4 separate regions of the Homo sapiens genome follow, and regions 1, 3 and 4 are each linked to region 2. Evidence: read pairs that join two places in POLR2A ChIA-PET (ENCODE). Cell type or tissue: OCI-LY7. All regions are shown on one strand. Region 1 overlaps SMARCA4 (SWI/SNF related BAF chromatin remodeling complex subunit ATPase 4). Region 2 overlaps C19orf38 (chromosome 19 open reading frame 38). Region 3 has its middle 14 kb from the start of ZNF846. Region 4 overlaps SMARCA4 (SWI/SNF related BAF chromatin remodeling complex subunit ATPase 4).

Region 1 (2,500 bases), 130 kb before region 2:
CTCCCCATTCTTCTGTGCTCCAGCCTAAGTTTTTCTCTTCACAGTTTTCCACTGGTATCAGTTTCCTGTCCATCCTTCCAGATCAATTCCATGGATAAGAAACAAGGACTTAGACGTTTCCACTTTCTCCCTCTTTTTTACACTAACGGTTATATAATTTACATTCTTTGGACCTTGATTTTTTCCCCCACTTATACTCTATTTGTAGATCTCATCAAGGGTCCTCATTCTTTTTTGTTAAAAAGCTAATTGAAATATTTCAAAAATAATTCCTCTTAGCAACAAATATGAAACTCCTCCTGTTGAGATTCAATGGATAAACATTTTCTCCCTCATCAATTCTTGTATATTTCCTAGAAAAAACTTCCAGGATGGAGAAAAAGTTATTGGTTTAAATTTTGGTTTTCATCTTCCAGGAATTTATAACTACCTGCAAAACTGCTGCGCTCACAGTGTCAATACCGTCCACACAGCGGAGGGATATCAGTCTCTACGCGCTAAAAGCTCACCCACAGAGCGGCCACCATAAGAGCAACCTCTTACCCCAACAATGGGCTCTGCAGGCTGCCTCAGTCAGGGACTTTCAACTCCACATCCTCTCTGGGATCACTGGGAGGAGCAGTCAAAGATGCCGATTGCTGCATGCCTCCCCTACACCCAAAATTCTGATTGAACTCCTCTGGAGTGAGGCTTGGGCATCCTCGCTTTTTAAGATTTTTAATTTACTTTTTATTTTTTGGAGACGGGCTCAGTACCATGGTTATTCACAGGTGTGATCACAGCCTCAAAGCCCTGGGCTCAAGTGATCCGCCTACCTCTGGCTCCCAATCAGCTGGGACCGCAAGTGCACACCACCATGCCCAGGTAATTATTTTATTTTTTGGAGAGACAGAGTCTCCCTATGTTGCCCAGGTTGGTCTTGAACTCCTGGACTAAAGCAATCCTCCCACCTCAGCCTCCTGAGCAGCTGCAACAACAGGCACATGCCTTCATGCTCAGCTACTACTTAGAAAAAGGTCCTCGGAGGATCACTTGAGCCCAGGACGTCAAGGCTGCGGTGAGCCATGACCTCATCACTGGACTCCAGCCTGGACAACAGAGAGACCCTGTCTCAAATAATAGTAGTAATAATAATAGAGAGCTCCCCAGGTGACTAGAACACACAACAGAGGCTGAGTACCACTGTCCGAGAACAAGAAAACCCACAAGCAGCAGCAAGTGCCGGTGCCTGTTCTCAACACTCCACAGGACAGGCAGCCACAGCAGGACTGAGCACAAGCTCCCACTTCATGCACTTTCCCACTTCATGACTTTTTTTTTTTTTTTTTGAGACAGAGTCTCACTCTGTCGCCCAGGCTGGAGTGCAGTGGTGTGATCCGCCTCCCGGGTTTAAGTGATTCTCCTGCCTCAGCCTCCCAGTAGCTGGGACTACAGAAGCCTGCCACCACGCCTGGCTAATGTTTGTATTTTTAGTAGAGACTGGGTTTCACCATACTGGCCAGACTGGTCTCGAACTCCTGACCTCATGATCTGCCTGCCTCGGCCTCCCAAAGTGCTGGGATTACAGATGTGAGCCACCGCACCTGGCCCATTACTTTTTTCTTGAGTCCTCCAGATGGCTTCAGAACTGTGAGACAGAACTGGCTGACAGAGAGAGACCCTGTCTCAAGTAATAAAAAGCTCCCCAGGCTGGAATGCAGTGGTACAAACACAGTGCACTGCAGCCTGGACCTCCTGGGCTAAGTTATCCCCCTACCTCAGCCTCTCGAGTAGGTGGGACTACAGGCGTGCGCACCAAGCCTGGTTAATTTTTTGTAGAGATGAGGTTTCACCATGTTGCTCAGGCTGGTTTCGAACTCCTGGGCTCAAGCGATCCACCCACCTTAGCAACCCAAACTGCTGGGGTTATAGGCATGAGCCACCACACCTGGTCCAAAGTAACTTCTTTTTTTTTTTTTTTGAGACAGAATCTCACTCTGTCACCCAGGCTGGAGTGCAATGGCCATGAACCTGGCTCACTGCAACCTCCACCTCTCAGGTTCAACCAATTCTCCTGCCTCAGCCTCCCAAGTAGCTGGGACCACAGGCGTGTGCCCCCACACCTGGCTAATTTTTTGTATTTTTAGCAGAGACGAGGTTTCACTATGTTGGTCAGGCTGGTCTTGAACTCTTGACCTTAGGTGATCCGCCCACCTTGGCCTCCCAAAGTGCTGGGATTACAGGCATGAGCCACCGCACCCGGCCCCAGTAACTTCTGGACACAGTATTTGGAACACATATCCTGAGGTAGAGGAACTCTATAAATACTGAACTCTAACTAGGAGACTTCTGCATAGAGGTGTCCATTAGCACTTTGGAACGTACTTTCTGTGTATTCTAAAATGGAGCAGGTAAGTAAGCCTATTATTGCTAAGGGAAATCAGGTTGCTGATTTTAGAATTATGGAAAGGCGGAAAGGATAAAAATTAACCCTGTGCTGTTGGATTAGAATTGGAGGTGT
Region 2 (2,500 bases):
CACACCCACCTGTCCTGGTCTTCCCTTCTCCTGCCTTCCTCTCTGCTAAACTGGGGACCAGAGAGCATGGATTCAAACACCAGTTCCTTCACTTTATAGCAGTGTAACCTCAGTTGTGTGGCTTCACCCCTCTATACCTCAGTTTCCCCTTCTGCAAAACGGGCAGAATGCTAGTACCCACCACTTCCTAGGGCTGCTATGAGGCTTAAAAGAGTAAAACTGATAAAGCAAATGGCACATCGTAAGCTCTTCTTTGCTAAGTGAACACAACCATTCATATTATCTCCTCTGTTGGGCCCAGTGGCTCACGCCTGTAATCCCAGCACTTTGGGAGACCGAGGTGGGTGGATCACCTCAGGTCAGGAGTTCGAGACCAGCCTGGCCAACATGGTGAAACCCTCTCAGAAAAATACAAAAATTAGGTGTGGTGGTGCACGCCTGTAATCCCAGCTACTCGGGAGGCTGAGGCAGGAGAATCACCTGAACCCAGGAGGTGAAGGTTGCAGTGAGCTGAGATCCTGCCACTCCTCTCCAGCCTGGGGAACAAAGTGAGACTTGGTCTCAAAAAAATAAATAAATAAAAAATAAATAGTATTATCTCCTCCTCCCCTCCCATTTGCCCATGGGCAAAACATTCCTCAAAAGTCTACCTCCTCCTCTGCCTTGGAGGCTCCTGACCCTGATCCTAGTTAAAGAGAGATGAATTTGCTAGAACTAAAGCCACTCAGTTGACAGCAGGCTGGGGGTTCCACCCACAGTCCTGTCCCTCCCAAGCTGGGTGACCCTAGGCCCATTATCAGCCTCAGTGTCCTTGTTCGTAAAAAGAAAATAATCGATCCCACCTGAAAGGGTGTTACAAAGTTGCATATCAGACACTCAGCAAGGTAATGGGGAAAGCTAGAGACAGGTCAGCTGCTGCCTTACCATTTCAGCCAACGACAAAGCAGTATAAGGCTTCAAAAGGAAACTAGAAGTGAAAGCAGAGACTCCAAAAGAAATTTGCATACCCATGGTCATGGCACGGTTCTGCACAACAGCCAAAAGGTGGAAACAACCCAAGTGTCCATCAACAATTGAATGGATCAACAAAACTTGGTGTATCCATACAACACAATATGATTCAGCCTTAAAAAGGAAGAACAGGCTGGGCACGGTGGCTCACACCTGTAATCCCAGCACTTTGGGAGGTCGAGGCGGGCGGATCACCTGAGGTCAGGAGTTCAAGACCAGCCTGGCCAACATGGTGAAACCCCATCTCTACTAAAACTACAAAAATTAGCCGGGCATGGTGGCAGGCGCCTGTAATCCCAGCTACTTGGGAAGCTGAGGCAGGAGAATCGCTGGAGGCTGGGAGGCAGAGGTGGCAGTGAGCCGAGATCACACCACTGCACTGCAGTCTGGGCGACAGAGTGAGACACTGTCTCAAAAAAAAAAAAAAAAAAAAAAAAAAAAAGAATGTTCTTCCTTTTTTTTTTCTGAGATGGAGTTTCGCTCTTGTTGCCCAGGCTGGAATGCAATGGCGTGATCTCAGCTCACAGCAACTCCGCCTCCTGGGTTCAAGTGATTCTCCTGCCTAAGCCTCCCGAGTAGCTGGTATTACAGGCATGTGCCACCATGCCCGGCTAATTTTTTTTTTTTTTTTTTGTAGTTTTAGTAGAGATGGGGTTTCTCCGTGTTGGTCAGGCTAGTCTCGAATTCCCAACCTCAGGTGATCTGCCCGCCTTGGCCTCCCAAAGTGCTGGCATTATAGGCATGTGCTACCGTGCCTGCCATGAAGGACATTCTGACACAGGCTACGTATGGCATGAATGAACCTTGAGGACATCAAGCTCAGCGAAACAGGCCAGTCACAAAAGGAAAAATATCATGTGATCTCATATCCATGAGATGTCCAGAAGAGGCAAATCCACAGAGACAGGAGAATGGTGGGTGCCAGGGGCTGGGGGAGGGACAACGGGGAGTGGGTGTTGCACGGAGACAAGTTTGGGAGGATGAGAAATTTCTGGGCCGGGCACGGTGGCTCATGCCTGTAACCCCAGCACTTTGGGAGGCCGAGGCGGGCAGATCACTTGAGGTCAGGAGTCTGAGACCAGCCTGGCCAACTTGGTGAAACCTTGTCTCTACTAAAAATATACAAAAATTATACAAAAATTAGGCTGGGTGCAGTGGCTCATGCTTATAATCCCAACACTTTGGGAGGTTGAGGTGGGTGGATCACCTGAGGTCAGGAGTTCAAGACGAGCCAGGCCAACATGGTGAAACCCTGTATCTACTAAAAATACAAACATTAGCTAGGTGTGGTATCAGGCACCTACAGTCCCAGCTACTTGGGAGGCTGAGGTGGGAGAATCGCTTCAACCCCAGAAGTGGAGGCTGCAGATGGCACCACTGCACTCCAGCCTGGACGATAATTGCGAAACTCCGTCTCCAAAAAAAAAAACTTTAGCCAGCCGCGGTGGCATGTGCCTGTAATCCAAGCTACTCGGGAAGCTGAGACATG
Region 3 (2,500 bases), 1.1 Mb after region 2:
ATAGTCCTGCCACATCCCCCTTGCCCAGATAGTAGAGAAAGTGATCAATAAATACTGAGGGAACTCAGAGACCAGTGCCGGTGCAGATCCTCACTTGCTGAGCACCCGTCTCCTGGGCCCACTTTTCTTCCTCTATACTTTGTGTCTTATTTCCTTTTCTCAGTCTCTTGTCTCCACCTTGCGAGAAATACCAACAGGTGTGGAGGGGCAGGCCCCCTTCAATACGAAAAAAATCTACATGGGCCTGGACTTTTTTTCTTTAGGAAAAAAAATCACCATTATCTGGCCAGGCGCGATGGCTAGTGCCTGCAGTCCCAACACTTTGGGAGGCCGAAGCGGGCAGATCGCTTGAGCTCAGAAGTTCAAGACCAGTCTGGACAATATGGCAAAACCCGGTATCTACAAAAATAAAAATAAATAAAAATAAAAATTAGCCAAGCATAGTGGCACTGTGCCTGTAGTTCCAACTACTTGGGGGGCTGAGGTGGGAGGATCACCTGAGCTTGGGAGGTTGAGGTGGTGGTGAACAGTGATTGTGCCACTGTACTCCATCCAGGCGACAGAGTAAGACCCTGTCTGAAATTAAAAAAAAAAACAAAAACAAAACTGGCCGGACACGGTGACTCACACCTGTAATCCCAGCACTTGAGCTCAGGAGTTGGAGACCAGCCTGGTGAAATTATGTCTCATTATTATTTATACAAAATAAACTTTTAAAGAATATATATATATATATATATATTTTTTTTTTTTTTTTTTTAGTGATGAGACTCTCACTATGTTGCCCAGGCTGGAGGGCAGTGGCTATTCATAGTGGCAATCATAGCACACTGCAGCCTTGAACTCCTGGCCAACATGGCGAAACCCTGTCTCTACTAAAAATACAAAATTAGCTAGGCATGGTGATGCGGGTCTGTAATCCCAGCTACTAGGGAGGCTGAGGCAGGAGAATCGCTTGAACTTGGGAGTTGGAGGTTGCAGTGAGCTGAGATCGTGCTACTGCACTCCAGCCCAGGTGACAGAAAGCTAGACTCCATCTCAAAAAAAAAAAAAAAAAAAAAAAAAAAAGAATTATAGGGAGAAGTCCAGGTACTCAGGTCTGTATTTCAGCACTTTGGGAGGCCAAGGGGTGGCTCAAGTGATCAAGAGCAGCCTGGGCAAGATAGTAAAAACCCATCTTTACAAAAAAATTTAAAAATCAGCCAGGCATGGTGGCATACATCTATGGTCCCTGCTACTGGGGAGGTTGAGGTGGGAGGATTGCTTGAGCCTGGGAGGTCAAGGCTGCAGTGAGCCATGATCATGCTACTGCACTCCATCCTGGGTGACAGAGCAAGACCCTGTCTCTTAAAAAAAAAAAAGTTACAGGGAGATAGTGTTATGTATGGAGTGCTTGAAGAGGTAGAAGATCTAGAAAGAGCCACAGGTGTGCATTTTGAGAGAGTTAAAGGAAGTTGAGGAAAGCCATTTGTTCCTTTCAAATGCATATGGTGTCCTATTTAACCAAAATTATATCCCAGTAACATTTCTTTTCCATCTAGCTGTGTATTTATGGGTAACCTAATGTAACAGACACATATCAAAGTTTCAGTTAATTTCCTACTCATGTAACAATCTAAATTTAGTTGGCTTTCTTCCCCTGGTGGTGCAGAAACCCAGTATCTTTCAATGTTGAGACACCATGTACATCTAGGTGGAAAGGGAAAGTAAAAATAGAGAAAGCTGGCTGGGCATGGTGACTCATGCCTGCAATCCCAGTGCTTTGGGAGGCTGAGTCGGGAGGACTGCCTGAGACCAGGAGTTGGAGACAAGCCTGGGCAACCTAGCAAGACCCCATCTCTGGAACAAAAAATTAAAAATTAGGTGTGGTGGTGCACACCTGAAGTTCCAGCTACGTGGGAGGCTGAGGCTGGAGGATTGCTTGAGCCCAGAAGTTTGAGGCTGCAGTGAGCTGTGCAGCACCACTGCACTCTAGCCTGGGTGAGAGATTGAGACCCTGTCTAATAAAAAAGAGAAAGCACATTGCTCTTTGGCTAACACGACACATTTTTTTCCTTTAACATTTTGTGGTAAAAACTAGTCACAAGGGCTAGTGCCATTCCTGGTGGGGCAGCTATTTTTCAGCAATCACTCTGTATTCTGGAAGGGAAGAAAAATATTGAGGGAAAGTTCTTCTATCTCTGGATTCTGCTAACTTAAAAAAATTATTAGGCCGGGTGCGGTGGCTCACACATGTAATCCCAGCACTTTGGGAGGCTGAGGTGGGTGGATCATCTGGAGTCAGGAGTTCGAGACCAGCTTGGCCAACATGGTGAAACCCCATCTCTACTAAAAATACAAAATTAGCAGGGCATGGTGATGTGCACCTGTAATCCCAGCTACTTGGGAGGCTGAGACAGGAGAATCCCTTGAACCCGGAGGCGGAGGTTGTAGTGAGTCAAGATCGCACCATTGCACTCCAGCCTGGGCAACAAGAGCGACACTCCATCTCAAAAAAAAA
Region 4 (2,500 bases), 110 kb before region 2:
ATACTTCATAGATCCTGTGATATTCAGGGACCTATAGCTTCTTCCTCACTTGAAGGTCTTTATTCTAAGTCAAATAAACTGAAACTGACAGCAAAATACAATCCAGCACGCCTGTAATCCCAGCACTTTGGGAGGCCAAGGCAGGGGGATGGCCTGAACCCAGAAATTCAAGATCAGCCTGGGCAACATGGCAAAACCTCATCTCTACAAAAAATACAAAAATTAGCCATGCTTGGTGACACATGCCTGTAGCCCCAGCTACTTGGGAGGCTGAGGTGGGAGGGTTACCTGAGTCCAGGAGGTTGAGGCTGCAGTGAACCATGACCGCACCACTGCACTCTAGCCTGGGCAAAAGGGCGAGACGCTGTCTCAGAGGAAAAAGAGAAAAAGATCCAGGTCATTGAGGGCAAACCATCTTTTCCCTCTCTGAAGGTGGACAAGCCAACGAGCATACACTGGGAAGTGACTGAAATTATAGCTCTCCTCATTGTACATTTTTTTTTTTTTGAGACAGAGTCTCACTCTGTCGCCCAGGCTGGAGTGCAGTGACATGATCTCTGCTCACTGCAACCTCCGTCCCCGGGGTTCAAGCGATTCTCATGCCTCAGCCTCCCGAGTAGCTGGGACTACAGGCGTATGCCACCTAATCGTACTTTACACTGAGCATTAGAACTTCTCCCCTCTCCCTTCCATCAAATCATGCGATGCCGTCACAGCCTCCAGGAACGGCTCCAACTCAAAGCAGCGCTAACTTTGTCAACGGAAAAACAGAGTACACTGAAGATGCTGCCCCAAAAAACCATTTTGTGCCCGAATAAGGCAAGTCTGCTTTTTAGAAGCACGGGGTTTCACAGAGGCTTGTTAGAATGGCCTCTCCTCCTGAAAATGCTGCCTCTAGAGTCAGGCTGCAGTGAAACAGGAACGCGGGTGCCACCAGCATCCGCAAATTCATTTCCGGATTGAAAGCTCAGACACGTGCAGAGTGACAGTAAAGGGGATCCCAACAGCCCGGGAGTGATGCAAAGCCATCCCCAGCAGTATCGCCCAGTGCCAAAGCCTGTGATGAGGTTGCTGGTGCCTGCACTTGAACAAGCACTGGCCGACTTGCAGCACAAAGTGGAGAGCCGTGGAGCGACTCCACGTCCTCAGCTCAGTACTGAGGGGAGCAGCGTGTGATTCTGCTTACTCTCACTGACTTGTACATGCCCTGATCGCAGGATCATAGGTGAACAGCTTGAAGAACACTGCGTCAGACATCCCTCCTGACGTTCCAGAAGGCATTCTTGGGCCCCCCCAGTCAATACCACTCTCCCAGGGAAACCACTATTTTGACTATCACTGTGGCTTCCTTTCACCTGTTATTGAACTTCCAATAAAATGACGGGTGTGGTGGGTCACGTCTATAATACATATATTATATAATATACAATATATACTTATAACATATAATATATGTAACATATAAATAATATAATGTTGGGGGCAGTGGGTCATACCTATAATCCCAGCACTTTGGGAGGCCAAGGCAGAAGGATCGCTTGAGTCCAGGAATTCAAGACCAGCCTAGGCAACATAGCAAGACCCTGTCTCTACAAGTTTTTTTTTTTAAATTAGCTTATACTCAGGAGGCTGAGTAGGGAGAACTGTTTGAGCCCAGGAGGTCAAGGCTGCAGTGAGCCATGATCGTGGGCAACAGAGAAAGACCCTGTCTCAAAAAAAAAAAAAAAAGACAATCACACAGGGTCACCATGTCTGGGAGAGTCATCCGTTCTTTTTATGTGAGCATTCTCATTTTCATAGACATTGTACTCTACCAGGTTCTGGCCAGCACAAATCAAGCTGCTATGAGAGTCATTTGGTGAACACATGCATTGGTTCTTCTTGGGTGTCCAAGAATGAAACTGGTGGTTATAAAGGGAGGCATAAACTTAGCTTTGCTAGTTTTCCAAAATAGTTGTATCATCTACACACACGGTCCCACCTCCCACACAGGGACAGCATTCCAGGTGCTCTTCATCAACCCCAACACTTGCTGCTGTCAGTCCTTACAACTTTTAACAATGTTGCCAATGTCCAATCGCATCTTCTTATGGTCTTCATTTGCATGTCCCTCACAACTAATGGCACGGAGCACCTTTCTGTATGCTTACTGGCTATTGAGATATCTATCTATCTATTTATTTATTTATTTAGAGACAGAGTCTTGCTCCATCACCCAAGCTGGAGTGCAGTGGCGTGATCTCGGCTCACTGCAACCTCCGCCTCCTAGGTTCAAGCGATTATCGTGCCTCAGCTTCCCGAGTAGCTGGGATTACAGGCACGCACCACTATACCTGGCTAAAATATATATATATATATATTTTTTGTATTTTTAGTAGAGACGGGGTTTCGCCATGTTGGCCAGGCTGGTCTTGAACTCCTGATCCACCTGCATCAGCCTCCAGAAGTGCTGGGATTACAGGCACGAGCCACCACATATGTGGCCGGTATCCACTTTTAA

What was found. ChIA-PET counts read pairs that join two places held together with the same protein. Peaks named below come from ENCODE experiments on the same cell type or tissue, not always from the same donor. Only the 100,000 strongest peaks of a DNase experiment are listed, where the experiment ranks them.
Region 1: POLR2A ChIA-PET joins it to region 2 with 5 read pairs; 5 of 35 experiments call an interaction of 5 or more read pairs at or near these places.
Region 3: POLR2A ChIA-PET joins it to region 2 with 5 read pairs; 1 of 35 experiments calls an interaction of 5 or more read pairs at or near these places.
Region 4: POLR2A ChIA-PET joins it to region 2 with 6 read pairs; 5 of 35 experiments call an interaction of 5 or more read pairs at or near these places.

The regions. Positions count from the first base shown.
Region 1 is chr19:10,999,688-11,002,187 of GRCh38, reverse strand. All of the region lies in intron 11 of SMARCA4 (SWI/SNF related BAF chromatin remodeling complex subunit ATPase 4), which reads right to left. Among named protein-coding and RNA genes, the nearest start is that of SMARCA4, 40 kb to the right of the region's middle. In OCI-LY7, no CTCF peak of the experiment used is centred here; no DNase peak of the experiment used is centred here.
Region 2 is chr19:10,866,595-10,869,094 of GRCh38, reverse strand. All of the region lies in intron 6 of C19orf38 (chromosome 19 open reading frame 38), which reads right to left. Among named protein-coding and RNA genes, the nearest start is that of CARM1, 3.7 kb to the left of the region's middle. In OCI-LY7, no CTCF peak of the experiment used is centred here; a DNase peak (open chromatin) is centred at 984; H3K4me3 peaks cover 1,110 bases; H3K27ac peaks cover 2,210 bases.
Region 3 is chr19:9,781,787-9,784,286 of GRCh38, reverse strand. It overlaps a transcript of ZNF846 not described here. Among named protein-coding and RNA genes, the nearest start is that of ZNF846, 14 kb to the right of the region's middle. RefSeq lists an enhancer at 1-142. In OCI-LY7, no CTCF peak of the experiment used is centred here; no DNase peak of the experiment used is centred here.
Region 4 is chr19:10,978,641-10,981,140 of GRCh38, reverse strand. All of the region lies in intron 1 of SMARCA4 (SWI/SNF related BAF chromatin remodeling complex subunit ATPase 4), which reads right to left. Among named protein-coding and RNA genes, the nearest start is that of SMARCA4, 19 kb to the right of the region's middle. In OCI-LY7, CTCF peaks have their summits at 698 and 900; DNase peaks (open chromatin) are centred at 320 and 970; H3K4me3 peaks cover 2,016 bases; H3K27ac peaks cover 2,500 bases.